Regions from separate parts of the Mus musculus genome. Here region 1 is linked to region 2. The links are chromatin contacts, found by POLR2A ChIA-PET in ENCODE. All regions are on one chromosome and are shown on one strand. Each heading gives the region's core, a stretch centred on a gene start or an enhancer-like site at or near the end of the contact. The rest is flanking DNA. Distances are from core to core; before and after follow the strand shown.

Evidence for each region. ChIA-PET counts read pairs that join two places held with the same protein, here RNA polymerase II (POLR2A).
Region 1: POLR2A ChIA-PET joins it to region 2 with 31 read pairs in embryonic stem cell. The contact joins the promoter of Traf7 here to the promoter of Ccnf in region 2. POLR2A ChIA-PET finds 5 or more read pairs at or near these places in 4 of 5 experiments (Patski and embryonic stem cell).

The regions. Positions count from the first base shown.
Region 1 is chr17:24,526,209-24,530,914 of GRCm38, reverse strand. It overlaps Traf7 (TNF receptor-associated factor 7), which reads left to right and starts at 2,977. Exons shown (of 21, transcript NM_001172113.1): 1 at 2,977-3,149. It overlaps Rab26 (RAB26, member RAS oncogene family), which reads left to right. Exons shown (of 9, transcript NM_177375.1): 3 at 88-129; 4 at 206-272; 5 at 472-524; 6 at 795-860; 7 at 945-1,001; 8 at 1,098-1,174; 9 at 1,272-1,861. The coding sequence ends at 1,374. Rab26os (RAB26, member RAS oncogene family, opposite strand) reads right to left here and starts at 2,664. Exons shown (of 2, transcript NR_045289.1): 1 at 2,479-2,664; 2 at 2,171-2,279. It overlaps LOC115488833 (a small nucleolar RNA gene), which reads right to left and starts at 2,439; the gene lies at 2,362-2,439.
Region 2 is chr17:24,249,864-24,254,298 of GRCm38, reverse strand. Ccnf (cyclin F) reads left to right here and starts at 2,890. Exons shown (of 17, transcript NM_007634.4): 1 at 2,890-3,004. The coding sequence starts at 2,989.

The sequences.
Region 1 (4,706 bases), core at 1,728-4,227, 280 kb before region 2:
TCCATCCATTGCTTCTATTACTGCCTTTCCTACTTCCACCAGAGGATGGCAGGCATCCTTACTGCTTGCTGGCTGCTTCTGTTTCAGAATAAAGTTCTGGATGTGGATGGCATGAAGGTGAAGCTGCAGGTGAGGTGACAGGAGTGTGGGGCTGGAGACACAAGGGAGAGAGGTTGGGCAGTATGACCAGTGCCTGTTGCCACAGATCTGGGACACAGCTGGTCAGGAGCGGTTCCGAAGTGTCACCCATGCCTACTACCGAGATGCTCACGGTAAGCCCATTGACATGGGGTCTGGCTATCCTCCACATAGTGTGGGTTGCCTACTGGCATGGGGGCAGGAGGCAAGTAGGCACACTTATGGGACAGCAGGTGAGGGTGATGCAGTCACTTGGGAGTATCTAAAAGGGTGCAGGTAGTTAGGAGCCACCAGGCCCCCCCCAGGGACGTCTTCATTGCTTTCTATATCCAGCACTGTTGCTGCTCTACGACATCACCAACAAAGATTCCTTCGACAACATTCAGGTCAGTGGCCTTGGTGGGGGAATGAATCAAGACTGTCTAAATGGCATCAGGAGCCCGAGTCCTGTTACTTAACAGGAAGGATAGACATGATGAACCCCTCAGCTCATGGTTGCCAGGCTATTGGCTAACTCAACGGGCCTGGGTGACACCTGGCTCCATTAGCAGGACCACCTGGATAAATAAGGGCTTCTAGCAAAGCCACTCAATCAGGTGTGGCACAAGAGGCCACAAGGACCAGCCCTGAGACTGGCCTCAGCTTTCCCTATACAGGCCTGGTTGACAGAGATCCAGGAATATGCCCAGCAGGATGTGGTGCTCATGCTGCTAGGGAACAAGGTAGGACTCTGGGCCTGTCCTCTCCAGCCTGGCCCACAGGGTGCACCGGGGACAGGCACTAATGAAATCCCTGTGCCTGGCCAGGTTGACTCTACTCAAGACCGTGTGGTAAAGAGGGAAGATGGGGAGAAATTAGCCAAGGTGAGTCGACAGGGAGGACGATGAGGGTGTTCTTGAGATTGGGACACTGAGCTGCCCCCAGGTGCCCAGCACCTAGCTGGCAGTAACTATTTGCAGGAGTATGGGCTACCTTTCATGGAGACCAGCGCAAGGACTGGCCTCAACGTGGACTTGGCTTTTACAGCCATAGCAAAGTAAGTCCTGGTAATGAACAAACACTACCTCACATTCTAGGATAAGTGGGCTACCTTGTTCTATGTTATCTACATCCCCTCCCCTGTTGCTCTTCAGGGAGCTGAAACAGAGATCAGCCAAGGCTCCCAGCGAGCCGCGCTTCAGGCTGCATGACTATGTTAAGAGGGAGGGCCGAGGGGTCTCCTGCTGTCGACTCTGAACCTTGCTGAAACTCAGTTCCACGCTGGAGGAAGCAGTTCTGCCTTTGAGAATTGCCCGAGTCTATAGACTTGTCCTCAAAGGATGGATGCCCTAGTGTCTTCTCAAAGACACCAGAGGCTAATGCTTACCCTTTGCCCCAGTGGCCACCAGAAATGGTCTTGAAGCATAAAAACCAGGCCACAGCACATTGCTGCCCTCTTCTGGGCACTCCCAGAAGTGAGGAGGGGGACCACACGCAGCACACTGCTCAGACAGGACCCCACTCAAGGCTATGTCAGTCACTGTCCATTTGTTGGACTGCTTCCGACTCACTAGGAGGCTGATATAGGGACGCACAGCAAGGTCAGAATGATAGAACCCAGTCACAACTTAGCAGGCTGGCCCAGTCCGTTCCACTTTGTACTAAAGTCACCAAGCCACAAATGTTGAGTGAAAACCTGTCCTCTAAGTCCCTATTAATAAAGGTGTTTCTGGAGTTTGTGTCATCTGTGGAAAACCACCTCCTGGGGCAAAAATGGCTTAGTGGGGGGGTAAAGGTACTTCACCTGGGGAAACACTTAATTTACACATGCGCTGATACCGTCACCAAAATTCCCACAGGAATAGTTTACTATCAAGATTAGGGTGCCCCACAGCCTATTCCTTAAGTAGTGCTGGCTTATAAGGTCACCCTAGATTAGAATGATTCAAACAGAATATCTTAGTCAACCCCTTTGCGGACTGTGTGACGCCAAACCAGGGCCTCTACGGCACTGTGCTATCAGCACATGAAATCACAACGTCTGAAACCACAGTAAGATTGCATTTCACTTTATTGCTAAGAAACTCAGATACACGGATGCCCAGCTTACCAGCCAACACTCCTACTCGTTGGATCTCTAGATGCAGCCGACTCAACATGCCCTGAAAAAAAAAAAATCAAACATAAATCTTTACTTTGGTTAACTTTTCACTCAAAACCCATCCAATTAGTGACGTCGCGCCCAAGCCTCAGTCTTATAATGTAATCAGACTACGCATGCAGTTTTCATACGAGGTGTCAGAAATTAATTCATCACGGGCTTGGGGCTGAAAAGGGAAGCCAGGCCCGACCAGTTCATACCTGCAAAAATGGAGTCAGAAGAAAAATGGGGAAGGGTTAAACCCTTAGGACTAAAGCACTTCAGCTCGGGAGGAAGGCAGATCTGTAGCAGAGGTCCTTTGAGTTCCATTCGGCGAGCACTACTCCCAAAACGTTCCTTACAAAACCTAGATGAAAGGGACCACGAACACACTCACTCCCAAAAAGAGCGACTGCTCGCGAGGCTCAAGAGTTTATAGAACTGCCCCTTATGTGATTGGGCCACCTCTGAGGAAGTGCCCACCTTCCTCCACTGCTGATATGCTCCTCGAGCTGTCCTGCAATTTCCACCAATCGTACAGCGACTTTTGTTTTGGAGGCGGTATTTTGAGTAGCTCGAATATCCTCCCGGTTGTAGAGCCATTGAGTCCATGAGTGACGAGTTCAGTTAGCCAATCAAATTCCAATGTGCAACATAGAGTGATTCTGAAGCTACCAATCCGGTCCTTCAGTACAGAGGTCGCCGGAAGTCGTAGTTTAGGAAGCTCAAAGCGTGAAGCAGCACCTAGAGTTCCTGAAGTCCGTGAACTACAAGTTCCGACCTGCCCCGGGACTTCCGGCTCCTGTATCCTGAAACCTTTCCCGGCCGCGGGCCGAGAGGGGCAAGATGATGCCGGTGGGTGAAGTCGCTGCTCCTAGGCAGCCGCGGGCGGGTGAGTGAGTGCGCGGAGCACAAGACCTGGGGCTCCTTCTTCCGGGGAGTGCGGTGGAGCGCGGGCTGGTTGTGGGAGCGTCGCGAGCGGTCGTGGGCCTAGCCTGGGGGGCGGGACTGAGACGGCTGGGGTCTCAGCCTCTATAAGTCCTCCTGACTCCAAGTAAATCCGTCTGTCACTCCTTCCCTTCACTCTCTCTTTCGTTGTCTTTGCACTCCTATGTTTTTTTGAGCGCTGCCTGTGTGCCAAGCAGTATCCTAGGCTCTGGAAAGTCGGCGGAGAACCGGATTCCAAACTGATAAGCTCATCTGGTACGCGGTTTTGAGACAGACCATTCTGCCTCTAGGGTCCTGTGCATTGTACGCAGTCCAGCAGCAATTCTGAGTTTGTTCACTGAATGGTAGTAGTAACACCCACAGCCCTGTTTTGTTATGACAAAAATGTCTCAAGACTTTGGTAACTGTCTCCTTGTGGCAACTCACCTGCAGTACTGTTATTCTAGTTAAAATAAAAAGTTAAAAATCATGAGGAACTGTGATAAGTTTTACGGGGGGGGGGGAACTGAACACAGATAAAGTATTGAGTATTGGGCGTTCTTAAATCTTTGGTAGGGAGACCTACAGTTAGCTGAAGATCTGATGGAGAAGCAGTCAGTCTTGAGACATTTCAGGAAGAGCCTTACAGGCAGGGGGAGTCAGAGGAGCAAGCCAGCAAGTATAGGTAAGTGATAGGTAAGGTTAAGAGGCAGAGCAGGGTAAAGTCTGAGAGCCTCTGGTATGTGTGATGATTTATGAGTCAAGTAAAATAGTGAGGAAGCTAGACCAGCGTCTTCTAACCCTCACTAGAGGCCAGTTGTCCCAGCCTAGATTCTTTTGAGGCAGGCCAACATGATCAGATGAGGCTGAGGTCTAGAGATATCTGTCTCATCTCCCCTCCTGCCCCGCTCCCTGCACGCACAGGCTCATTCCTTTGCAGCCTTGTTCTTCAGGGGCCTCTCCATGTCCCAGATCTCTTTCCTGAGGATCTTTGTGGCAGGCGCTGCTGCAGTCATAAAGACAATCCTGAAGATCCTCTATACATTCATGTTTCTCTGCAGAAACTCAAGTCCCTGTACCCTGAGGTCCTAAATCTATTTGCAGCTGTCTCTTCAGGAAATGAGAATGGCTGTGTACAGCCTGACTAAGGTGACTAGGAAGGAGTGGCCAAAAGTATTGCCCAAATCCAAGAAGTTCCTTGATATAACTTCTTGTAGCTGTACATCAGAGTCTTTCAGGAAATGAACAGGAAAGATCGGGGTGTTTAGTAATGAGCTGAGGCTGACACACTAGAAACAAATGGAGCTCCATACCCTTTCTTTCTGGCTGGCTTCTAGTTCCTTGGGGGTCAGACTAAACAGTCTTTGGGGGTATCCCTATTCTAAGCCCCAGAGGGTATACATCTCAGATGAAGCAATGCCTGGTGCAGAAAATAGGAAGAAGGTCGAGCTGAAGCTACCTCTGATAGCTCCTTTCCGACTTGGATCCATTAAAATGTTTTATAGTGAGAAATACAGTCTCC
Region 2 (4,435 bases), core at 1,641-4,140:
ATTCCTAGATCCTTCATAATGGAGACTTCCCTGGGCTCTGCCGCATCTCACGCTCCCTTCAGCCTCTTCTGAGTCTGCGAGGTCTCCCAGGATCCCCTACTACCTAACTTTTGCACACTTTGCCTTCTGTAGCCTGTGATCCTGGAGTCTTCCTCATCCCCAGGCTGTCAACTAACATTTCATTAAGTAATCTTTGAAGGGCTCTAGCAGGCTCGAATGTGGCAAACATGGCACCCACAGGTTTTGCCCTTTCCCCTCCCCTCTCCCTTGCTAAACTGTTAGATCACATTCCTAAAGCTACCCCACCCCCACCCCCAAGGTCCATTCGATTATTTGGCCACTTTGCTCTGCCTGTCTCATTCCTGAGACTGATCACCAAAGTCCAACTATCAAAACACAAGGACCAGCAATCAAAATTCATTACTTTGACTAACCTAGTTAAAATGCCCAATCAGAACTTACCAACATGTCCTACCTCATTCTAACACAGACCTCCACCTTTTTGCCTCTTAAAATTAATACTTGCAAACTTATTTGCTACAGTGTCTGCCCATTCAGATTCAGCCACCTTGTCTCTTTGCCTTGCTTAATAGATCTCTTTACATTTGGTTTGTGCTTGGAAATTGCTGCTTGGATGTGGTCTGTGCCTCCCTGAAATACATGGGCTCCTCAGCTCCCAAGAGCTGACTTTCCTGAGATTTCTCATCCCATGAAGCCCAATGGGGATGGATATACCTCATACTCTGGTGGAGTAGCTCTTAGCCATAGGGGTTCAACAGTGGTAGGACCAGGAGGCAGGACATGATCAGATCTACAGCCAAGAGAACACCTGGTTCCTAAAACATAAAAATATTTTGGCCAAGTGAAGTTGTCTTAGTTAGGGTTTTACTGCTATGAACAGATGCCATAACCAGCACAACTCTTATAGGGACATTTAATTGGGGCTGGCTTACAGATTCAGAGGTTCAGTCCATTATCATCAAGACGGGAACATGGTAGCATCCAGGCAGGCATGGTGCAGGAGGAGCTGAGAGTTCTACATCTTCATCTGTATCAGTATTCTGCTAGCACTGGCTTCCAGGAAGCTAGGATGGGGGTCTTAAAGCCCATACCACAGTGACACACCGACTACAACAGGAACACACTTTCTAATAGTGCCACTCCCTGGGCCAAACATATTCAAACGTGACAGAAGTGGTACCTAACTATAAGCCAACAGTCAGGAAGCTGGAGCAGGACAGACCTCACGTTATAGGTCAGCCTGGGCTTCGTGGGGTTTTCTAGTTTGCTTTCTGTTCTAACAAACAACAGGACCAAAAACAATTTATTTGTCTTACACTTCTAGGTCACAACCCATCATTGAAGGAAGTCAGAGCCGGAGCTCAACCAAGGCAGGACCATGGACCAGTGCTGTCTGGCTGATGCTCAGCTAGCTTTCTTATATAGCCTAGACACACCTACCTAGGGATGGCACCACCAGAGGTGGTGAGAGGCTGAACCCTCTCAGTCATCAATCATACCAATCCCTCACAGACATGGCCACAGACCAGTCTGATATGGGCAATCACATAACTGAGTCTCCCTCAGATGACTCTAAGCAGTGTCAGGTTGTTAGCTGAAGGGCATTGGGAGACCCTTTATCAAAACCAACAAAACCCGCCTCCAATAAATAATAGAAACTGAAATTGAGTAGGATACAAAACAAGGTAGAGCAAAAAAAAAAAAAAAGACAACTGATCAACTGATGACTTTGTAACTCTGATTAACCAGGGGACCAGATAGATTGTTATGTATTCTGAAATGTGATGGACAGCGGGTTTGCTCATTGTTAGATTTAGTTTTTTTAATACCTTCCAGAGGCTACCAAAAGCAAATTCTGAAAACAGCACTTCTGTCCCAAGTAACAAAGTACAAAAGGAGGAAGATAAAAAAGTAACAAAGTAGCTGGGTGGTGGTGCCACATGCCTTTAATCACAGCACTCGGGAGGCAGAGGCAGGCGGATTTCTGAGTTCAAGGCCAGCCTGGTCTACAGAGTGAGTTGCAGGTCAGCCAGGGCTACACAGAGAAACCCTGTCTCGAAGAAAAGAAAAAGTAACAAATTGGAAAACAGTATAGTCTTCCGGAAAAGAGACAGTGTGAGGGTTCCCCATGGAGATCAGCAGCAATGGGGAGCAAATCCCAAGTCTTGCTCTAGGGTTCTCTAATATTCTGTGCTGTGAACAGCCATTCCCTATTAACTGTCTCAGACCCACTAGAGGTCTTGCTATCCAGCTTCCAGCACAGGTCAGATACAGTGAGCATGCTGGCTTCGGGGAGGGGATGAAGGCTGACCCAAGCTGTGGGGATAAGCCTGGGCCTATTCCTCGCTCTCCACCCTCAAGAGACCACTTGTCTTTTCTCGACAGATCATCTCATGAGAATACGGAACATGTACTCGAGTGAACACATCGCTCAGCAGACTGTGACTGTGGCTGTGGCTGCCCGGCATCGGAGCCCAGCTTCTGCAATTTCCACATCAGTGTTGGAGTTGGCGCCTCCAAATGCAGTCTCCTCGGCCGGAAGCTCGCGTGGGAGGGACAGGTAGTAAGCCACGACCAACTCCGGACGGTAGGACAAGTCTTGGAGGGAGAAGACCAGCCCTCTCTGCCTCCGGGCGGGCTTTTTAGGATAGCCCGCCGGCGCCAGCTGAACTCCTCCGTCCCCCGCCCAGCGGAGAAGGCGGGTCAACCACGAGCGATAAGCCAATAGACAGCCAGCGTTTGAATTCGCGTCCTGGTGTAGCCAATCACAAATGCCCAGAGCCTGCGGGGCAGGAGAGGCTAGTGATCTGGGGGGCGTAACTCTGTGGTCCTACCAGTAGGAGCTCCCGGCGCGTTTGAAAACGGGGCGGGGGTGGGGCCCGCGCCTGCGTGAGGCGCTCCGTGCACTTGCCCCAGGCGCGGGCGCGCTTGAGAGCGGTCTAAAGCGGCAGTGGAGGGAGCTCGGCGATGGGGAGCGGCGGTGGTGAGTGCTGGCGGGAGCCGGGTAGGCGATAGGTCATACGGAACGGAGGCCGGAGGAGCATGGACTCGGGCCCCTGTGACCCGGGAGTGCGCGTCGCATCCCCCAAAGCACGGGGTAGGCACGTATCCCCGACTGCGAGCCCGCCCGCGCGGTTTAAATGCCCGCCCGGCGCCTATGCCTCTCCTGTTACCCCAGGGCTATTTAGGTTCTCTACTTAGCAAACTACGATTTTACTTATCTGTGAAGTCGTGGGCAATCCACACGATATAGAGCGATCTCAGGCCCTGTCCGGACTCTTGTGGGCGGCTTGATCACCTGAGGGTTGGCTGAGGCCACAGGATCTGCCCCGTGAAAACGTCTCACGACCTGGGGGTGCGATTTCACTTGTTAGAGTGGTTAAACACTTCCAGACATGCTCTAGAGCACACGAGTCAAGAAACTGTTATGATAATATTCTTAGAATGTTTGGGAATTATAGCTCTCTGGGTATACATTTGGCCTTTGCTGTAAATTTGGTTTCCAATAAGACTCAGGTGAAGAGTTTGGGAGTGGACAGTCTCTTAGAGACCTCCTGATGGAAAGCCCGAGGTCAGCCACTTTTGCCTCAGTGTGAGGAGGAAAAATAGGTAGAAAGATAGGCGCATTTATAAGTAGGAAGGCAGGACCTTGGGGGGGGGGGGTAATGTGGGGGCCCTTTGTGAAATAGGGAAAAAAGCCATAGGCGTTGAATGAAGAATGAATTGCTGAAGTAAATATTGGAACAACCCACTGTGGAGGAGAAGAGCTCATCTGAAGAGCATGTCTGGGTCCAGTTGCTGTGTGCCTGAGTTCTCAACATGTGGGCGCGACTCCATTGGGGGGGTCACACGACCTTTTCACAGGAGTTGCAGATCAGACATCCTGCATATCAGATATTTACATTAAGATTCATAACCGTAGCAAAATTACAGTTATGAAGTAGCAATGAAGGTATTTTATGGTTGGGGGTCACTGCAGCATGAGGAACTGAGTGTATTAAAGGGTCCACGGTGCTAGGAAGGGGTGATTTTGCACTGTAAGCTGAGTGTGGAAGACCCCTCTGTTTGGGGACTGGGGAGCTCTCACCATCTGCCAAGCTGAGAGCTGCTCTGGGATGGATCTGGCCTCCATGTTCTACAGAACGGCCTGCTAATTTGAGTTCCCAGTCTATGCTATGCAAGTCCCTTGGTCAACCATATGCTGATAGTCACATGTTCAAATATAAACAATGTAAGCTGGCCATAGTGACTAATACTTAGAATGCAGTACTTGGCAGGTAGAGGTAGGGGAATCAGGAGTTCAAGGGTAACCTCAGCTAATGTTAGTGAATTTGAGGCCAGCCTGGGCTATAGCAAAAGTCCAAGGGATCTTACTGACTGGTTGTGAGCTAGCCTTCACTGCTGAGCAGTTTCT